2 separate regions of the Homo sapiens genome follow, and region 1 is linked to region 2. Evidence: chromatin loops called from intact Hi-C (ENCODE). Cell type or tissue: gastrocnemius medialis. All regions are shown on one strand.

Evidence for each region. Peaks named below come from ENCODE experiments on the same cell type or tissue, not always from the same donor. Only the 100,000 strongest peaks of a DNase experiment are listed, where the experiment ranks them.
Region 1: a loop joins it to region 2, with 4 times the contacts of the local background. A loop is called at or near these places in 6 of 110 quality-filtered maps.

What each region holds. Positions count from the first base shown.
Region 1 is chr3:177,039,395-177,043,394 of GRCh38, forward strand. The region is part of intron 10 of TBL1XR1 (TBL1X/Y related 1); the gene reads right to left. The region is part of intron 2 of TBL1XR1-AS1 (TBL1XR1 antisense RNA 1); the gene reads left to right. Among named protein-coding and RNA genes, the nearest start is that of TBL1XR1-AS1, 4.0 kb to the left of the region's middle. RefSeq lists an enhancer at 527-821 and a silencer at 2,232-2,476. In gastrocnemius medialis, no CTCF peak of the experiment used is centred here; DNase peaks (open chromatin) are centred at 1,837 and 2,197; H3K27ac peaks cover 2,923 bases.
Region 2 is chr3:177,292,242-177,296,241 of GRCh38, forward strand. It overlaps LINC00501 (long intergenic non-protein coding RNA 501), which reads left to right and starts at 2,201. Exons shown (of 2, transcript NR_047465.1): 1 at 2,201-2,256. RefSeq lists an enhancer at 1,431-2,630. In gastrocnemius medialis, no CTCF peak of the experiment used is centred here; a DNase peak (open chromatin) is centred at 2,130; H3K27ac peaks cover 2,611 bases.

The DNA of each region.
Region 1 (4,000 bases), 250 kb before region 2:
TCTACTCAACTAACAAATGGAATACGGCATATGATTTGCAAATAATTTTCTTCTAAGCAACTTTTGCCAAATACCTCTTAAAATCTGTTCTTGTCAAACACCTCTTAAAATCAAATGCCCCTTAAAATCAATGAATTTAAAAATCTCTGAAGCCCCAAAGCAGGCTGGCATTTAATACTTTGAGTTTAGCTCTGAAATTATTGAACATCCTTGTCTCCTGCTGCAAGGTGCAAAAGATCTCCGTAATTAGCAACACAGATTATGGTAATAATAGTGAGTAACTGGGTTAGGCAACAGAAGCATATCAAAGACTGCATTTAAAGCAGGGGTTGACAAACTATGGCACATAAGCCAAGAATGGCTTTTATAGTGCAATGGGGGAGGAGGGGATCAAAGGAAGACATACAAATGTGGAAAAATGAGATTTAAAGTTCAGTGTCCATAAATAAGAGTTTTATTGAAACCCAGACAAATGCATGAAGTTGCATATTACCTATGGCTGCTTTTTCACTACAAGGGCAGAGCTGATTAGTGGCAACTGAGATCTTATGGCCTACAATGTCTAAAATACTTTCAAGTCCTTTAGTGAAAGTTTGTCAACCCTAATTTAAAGAAAAAACTTAAAGGGGAAAAACAGGAGAGTTAAAGTTGAGCTGTGTGGCCAGGTGTGACTCAGCGCTTTGGTAGCAAAGGCAGGAGAACTGTTTGAGCCCAGGTGTTTGAGACCAGCCTGGGCAAGACAGTGGGACCTCATTTCTAAAAAATAAAAAATTAGCCAGGTGTAGTGGTCCATGCCTATAGTCCCAGCTACTTGGAAGGCTGAGGCAGGAGGACTGCTTGAGCTGGGGAGGCCGAGGCTGCAGTGAGCCGTGATTGCACCACTGCACTCCAGTCTGGGCAACAGAGTAAGACTACTATGTCTCAAAAAACAAAAACAAAAAGTTTAGCTATGTATACTAATTAGTAGAAATACAAAGCATTTAATAAAGGAGATTAGAGACGTCTGTGGAAAGGGAAAACAAAGCCACAAACTCCCTCATTGTGTATATCCAAGCATAATAGTAACTGGCTATGTTAAAAATGAAACATAAACAGGTGCTTAAGCAGTTAAACTTATCAGCCAAGAGATATGTCATGCGTAAGAACTTGTAACTATGGATAGGAGAAGTAAAAAGAATGGGAAAAGAAGATTTAAAGCATTTAGGACTCAGAAAGGAAATTTTAATCAGAACTATACTGAGATTTTTTTTTTTTAAAAGATAAAGTACAACAGGAAAGAGTGAAATTGATTTCACTGCCTGGCTAAAGACAAATCAGGTAAGCCCCAAATCTAAAAGTACTAAGTACTAAAGAACAAAGAAGCGAATTGTAGTAATATGACCAGACATTAAAATAATTAGTTTTGGGTATATTTCTACAATGAAAAACTAGGTATCAGGACACCACTTGGATAGAGTAAGCTCATAAAGGAAACAGACTGGAAAGAAAAGATTTAATGGGAACTTACTATGGAGGTTACATGAAATTTCAAATAACTATATTTTTAAAATATTTAATCCTCCCTCAATCAACCTTTTAACAAAGTGCCATATAAAATTATTAACATAAATTCACCTTTTATACAAAATTTCAAATTATGAGAATTCCCAACAAAGTAAACATAGTCAAAAATCACACCTCAGAGTTGTCAGGCTGAGTAAGTTGCAGGCTGTATTTTTATTCTAGTCATGAAGCAGCACTGCTTTAGCTGGTGTTTGCTCTTCCTGCCCATAAGCCTTTTTGCCTGTGCTGTGTCCAATTCCCAGCTGAGTGCTTCACTGCTAAGGGCTGCCAGGGACAAACTTCACAGAACTGCCTTGCTCTGCTGCTCTGTATCCAAGCTGGTGTTGTGTATGTTTTTGGGAAGGAGGGAGGGAGGAGAGATCTAAAGACCTAGCACCCTTGGTTCAATGTAAGAAAAACTTTGAGGTGCAAGCTCCCCTCTGCACCAGGCTGAGACTGGGCCTTTCTTCACCAGAATCACTTCCTTCCTTGGCTTCTTCCCTCCCCCCCATCCTGCTTCCCATATTTCTTCACTTATTTCTCCTAAGAGGTTTTCCACAATAAGTCACTTCACTCAAATGTTTGGCACAGGGCCTGCCTTTTGGAGAAACCCAACCTAAATCAACTAGTAAACAAAAATATGTGCCAACTTTATCCGCATGATGTGTGAACTCTGCCTCTACTTGTGTGTATCACCATTTCTGACAGCAATGTGGATGACTGTCCTGTTCATTTGGCAGTCAACTCTCATTCGTTCCTTACTGCACTCTGCCCTGCTAGGATGTGCAACCCAGGAGGGCTATTGTAAGTTATGTCCCGGGTTCCTGTGCCTAGTGGTTTCCAGATGGGTTCATACAATGTAAGACACTGTCAGGAGTTCAAAGTGAGGAGTCCAAAGTTAGGAGTAGTAAGAAGACAAGCACGACTGCCATCATTTCAGGCTGGGTGTCGAGCATTGCCAGGCAGCCTATCCTCTACAACCCAGTCCCCACTGGACAATCAGGTCCTGCCTTCTCCTCTAGAGTCTTAGACTTCCTTCAATTAGTCTCTTGGTTACCTCCTATTCCTTAGTTTTTCACTCTTCCCAACACCTCTGCAAATATTTCTTTGTATTAAATTCCCTTTATTGGAGTGTCTAGTTTACACGTCGTTTTCCTCCATGGAACCTAATTCAGTAACTACTGTGCACTTTCATTTTGACTGTGCACTTTCATTTTGACATTAAGTATTATCACTTAAAATACAATTCTAAAAATTTTAATTTTTTTGGTTAGTAATCTTTCTATTGTTAACAAGTGCAAAAAAATGGGGAAGGGAGGCCTGAAAAATCCAATTAGAAGACAGTTAAAGATACATTAAAGTGTTATTCACAAGGCCAAATATATGTCAGGATGTTCCAGAGGTGTTAATTTTATACAGGGCAGCCTGCAAAATGTTAGAGAGGAGGCTAAAATAAACAAAAAGTAGCATTAAAACAAACACGCTATTAGGTTCATAAAAGAAAAACAAAACCAAACTACATAACCAAATCAAGATTGTTGGGATGTAGGAAATGTTGCAACGTAGGTTGTGTGATTAACGCTTTTGTGATATGCCTGCCTCATAAAATACAGTGCTTATAGATTGATGTAATCAAAGAACACATACCTCCTTATTTTATATTTACTCTTAAAATGAGTCTTGATAGTACAAGTTCTTTAGAAAGAAATATCTAACATAAAAAAAAATTTTATGTACCTGACAAGTGAGAGAAGTGTGTTCACTAATACCCATCTCATTTTACACATAAGAGGCTATGAAAACTTAATTTTCCCAGTTAAATAATTTCTTAAAATCTTGGAGCTAAAGTTAACATTTTTGTCTGCTCCACCCCTCTTCTGATTTACTTTCATTAACCCATGTAGCCTCCATAATTTTAAAAGAGAAGGAATGAACCTATGAGCGAAGAAGGATGCATTTATTACTGACTTTATTTTTAAAAAAAAAAGCCTTTATTGACATATAATTCACATACCAATTCACCTGTTTAAAGCATACAATTCAATGGATTTCAGTATATTATTAACTTATAAAATCTCTAGTCAAATATAAAACTTTCTAACTTAATTTTGATTTCTCCTTTGGCCCATGAGTTATTTAGAAGTGTGGGTTCCTGAGTACTTGGGCTCTTCCAGAGAGCTTTCTAATACTGATTTCTAATTTAATTCCATTGTTGCTATAAATGTCATTTAGGTCAAGTTATCGGATAATCTTCAAATCGTTTATAGCCTTACTTCCCTCTTCCCATCTTCTCAGTCCATCAATTATTGAGAGAAGAATACTAAAGTCTTCAACAATTGGAAGCACAATAATTTCTATTTCCTTTGAAGTTCCATCAGTTTTTGCTTCATATGTTTTGAAACAGTGTTATTAAATGCATTATCATTTTAAAATGTTTTGTTGAATTGACTGTTTATCT
Region 2 (4,000 bases):
AGGCCCCTTTTGTTGTATTCCCCCACAACCTTTCTTATTGTTTTTGAGATGAAGTCTTGCTCTGTCGCCCAGACTGGAATGCAGTGGTGTGGTCTCGGCTCACTGCAACCTCCACCTCCTGGGTTCAAGCAATTTTCCTGCCTCAGCCTCCCCAGTAGCTAGGATTACAGGCGCATGCCACCACGCCTGGTTAATTTTTGTATTTTTAATAGAGACGGGGTTTCACCATGTTGGCCAGGTTGGTCTCGAATTCCTGACCTCGTGATCTGGCCCCCCTCGGCCTCCCAAAGTGCTGGGATTACAGGCATGAGCCACTGTACCCAGCCTGTTCTCCCCTTTTTTCTCATGTTTTGAACATCTTTTCCTAGCAAATAGAAACATATTTATCTCATTCACAGAGATATGTAAACATAGCAATGGATAGGCAATATTCACTGCCACAGGTTCCTTAATTTCAGCTGTTCACCCCTGTGCTTCCCTGCAGGTCAATTCTACTATGGGTATTGTTTGGATATTACCACCTGATAACAGTCTGATCCACAAGTTTCACCAGAGCAATGCCAGGGGTATCATCAACAGCCAATTAGAACTTGGGCAACATGAGCTAGTCAGCTGGAAGACTGAATTGATCTAATTTTAGCACAAAGCAAAGAAATATGATGTTACGGTTAACTTGTGTAAATAGATATATGGTGCAAGTACAATTGTCGTTAGAGTTTTTTTGTTTGTTTGTTTGTTTTTGAGATGGAGTCTTGCTTTGTCGCCCAGGCTGGAGTGCAATGGCGCGATCTCGGCTCACTGCAACCTCCACCTCCAGGGTTCAAGCAGTTCTCTGTCTCAGCCTCCCGAGTAGCTGGGATTACAGGTGACTGCCACCACGGCCAGCTAATTTTTTGTATTTTTAGTAGAGACGGGGTTTCACCATGTCAGCCAGGCTGGTCTTGAACTACTGACCTTGTGATCCACCCACCTCGGCCTCCCAAAGTGCCAGGATTACAGGCGTGAGCCACTGCGGCCAGCTAGAGATTTTAAAATGCTAAAAATAACCCTAGAATGTCTTGCCCACTTCACAGATCCCTCAGAGTCCAGGCATTAGGGGTGGGAAAGTGCCACAGTAGGCTATTCTACAAATGGTATTCTTGTGCCTATATAACATGCATTGATTCTGTAGTCAAGTTTCTATTAATCTAAAGGAGACTGGGTAACTCTCAAGATTTCAAAAAAAGTGATATTACAGAAAGTATGAAAAAGTAAGAAAATTATAAAGCATGGCAAACCCTTTGGTCTTTAAGCAGAAATTTTTATTTTCAGTCAGTTGAATGTAAGGGCTTCAGAAGGATCGTCGATGAATCATGTTGTATAGGTGACAAAGCAATCCTGCGTTCATTATCTCACTTCCTTCTCCCAGGAATCAGGTGATGTCTCATTAGTACACAATCTGAGCACTGAAGAGCGTCACATTCTATAATTTTTAGGAACTTTTTGTTGTAGATGTTAGAAACCCAACATAAACTACCTTATGTAAGAAGGGCAACTGATTGGAAGGATTCTAGTATTTTCTTTTTTTTTTCTCTTTGAGACGGAGTTTCGCTCTTGTTGCCCAGGCTGGAGTGCAATGGCGCTATCTTGGCTCACTGCAACCTCCGCCTCCCGGATTCAAGCGATTCTCCTGCCTCAGCCTCCCTAGTACCTGGGATTACAGGCGCCTGCCACCACGTCCAGCTAATTTTGTATTTTTACTAGAGATGGGGTTTCTCCATGTTGGTCAGGCTGGTCTGGAACTACTGACCTCAGGTGATCTGCCCGCCTTGGCCTCCCAAAGTGCTGGGATTACAGGCACGAGCCATGGCACCCAACCGATTCCAGTATTTTCTTTTGATCTGTTTTTTGTTTTTTAAATAGAATTCTAGGAATAATTGAATAATCAAGACACAGGAAGAGCAGAGATGCAGCTGGGTTCTGAATGCTGAAAGCCAGACACTAGAAGGTTGTCAGGATTCTTCTCATCTCATGTTCCCCTCTGAATGTTGGCTTCACTCTCTCATTTCAGAGTGGCTTTCTTCTCTTAGTGGAGGACATGCTTGCCAGGAGCATGTGAGTTCATATCTATTAATAAATGTGGAGCCAGTGAAGAGAGATTAGTTCAGCTTGCTCGTCATCCCTAGGCTATGAGCCACAAAGCAGGACTGTGGCCCAGCTTAAGTCCAGTGCTAACCTGTGGGTGAATGAACAATGACCGGGGAACAGGGCCCTAAGGTATGTGTAAAGTGACTCCTGTGGTAAAAATGTACCTGAGTGGGAGTTGTGAGAGTCGGGGTGGGGAAGAAATACATTCTTAGAAAAGACGTGTTAGGCAGGTAATTCTATAGGTATGCACTCCATATTTATGCATTCTGGATGGACATATTGTGCATATATTATGGAGGCCTGTCAGCAGAACCCCAAGTCCATGCTAGCTGAATTTATGCTCAACTATATGAGGAGAGTAATTACTTTGTTTTTTCTTTCTTTGAGATGGGGTCTCACTCTGTCACCCAGGCTGGAGTACAATGGCTCAATCTCAGCTCACTGCAACCTCCACCTCTGGGGTTCAAGTGATTTTCCTGCCTCAGCCTCCAAAGTAGCTGGGATTACAGGCATGAGCCACCATGCCCGGCTAATTTTTTGTGTTTAGTAGAGACGGGGTTTCACCATGTTGGCCAGGCTGGTCTCGAACTCCTGACCTCAGGTGATCCACTCACCTCGGCCTCCCAAAGTACTGGCATTACAGGCGTGAGCCACTGTGCACGGCTACATATTAATGGAAACTCCACAGGTCAGTACCTCCAAATCTTCCCCATCTCACATCAAGAATGGCACAGGTTTGTTCTTCAGCTCCTTTTTTAAGGGTAAGACTGGTTAGAAAAGGTCTATAAGGAAATAACTCATGACCTGGAGGAAGAGGAGACATTGTTGTGCCTGGACTATTTCCTTATAAGACAATTGACAATGAGATAAGGATGAGGGCTTGGGCTGGACTTCAAACTCCCACGACCTAGCCGGTTACCTTCCCAGGAAGGTGTATCTGCAGATGTCTCAACTCCTCCTCCAGGAGGGAGGGAGAGTAAATAAAGGTGTGGGAAAGAAAAGCAACAACTCTAGGAATTAAAAGGAGGAATTAGTTGGTAGGAATTGTTTGGTTCCCAGGTAGGTGTTGGGTGTAGCCAGGCCTCCACACCTACACATTAACACACTGATAGGCAACTATAGAACCAGATATCACTTCTTTAGGAATTTGGTGACTTGGGCTGTTTCAATTTTCTCTAATCATGTCCTTTTACTTTTTTTTTTTTTTCTGAGATGGAGTTTTGCTCTTGTTGCCCAGGCTGGTGTGCAATGGCACGATCTTAGCTCACTGCAACCTCTGCCTCCCGGGTTCAAGCGATTCCCCTGCCTCAGCCTCCTGAGTAGCTGGGATTACAGGCATGCACCACCACGCTTGGCTAATTTTGTACTTTTAGTAGAGACAGGGTTTCTCTGTGTTGGTCAGGCTGGTCTCAAACTCCCTACCTCAGTTTATCCATCAGCCTCGGCCTCCCAAAGTGCTGGGATTACAGGTGTGAGCCACCACGCCCGGCCAGAGCATTTTTAAGCTCACAGCAAAATTGAGAGAAAGGTACAGAGATTTTCCATATACTCCCTTCCCATACACATGCATAGCCTCGTCCATTATCAACATCCCCTACCATAGTGGAACAGTAGTTCCCGTCGACGGACCTGCATTGACACACTGTTGTTACCCAAAGTTCACAGTTGCATATGAGGGTGTTGTACATTCTATGGGATTGGAGAAATGCATGACATGCCTTGAATTATTGAACATTATTGAATTATACAGATTATTTTCACTGCCCTAAAAATTCTCTGTGCTATGCCTGTTTATCCTCCCCCTAATCCCCAAGACCTGACAACCACTAACCTTTTTATTGTCTCCATAGTTTTGCCTTTCTCAGAATGTCAT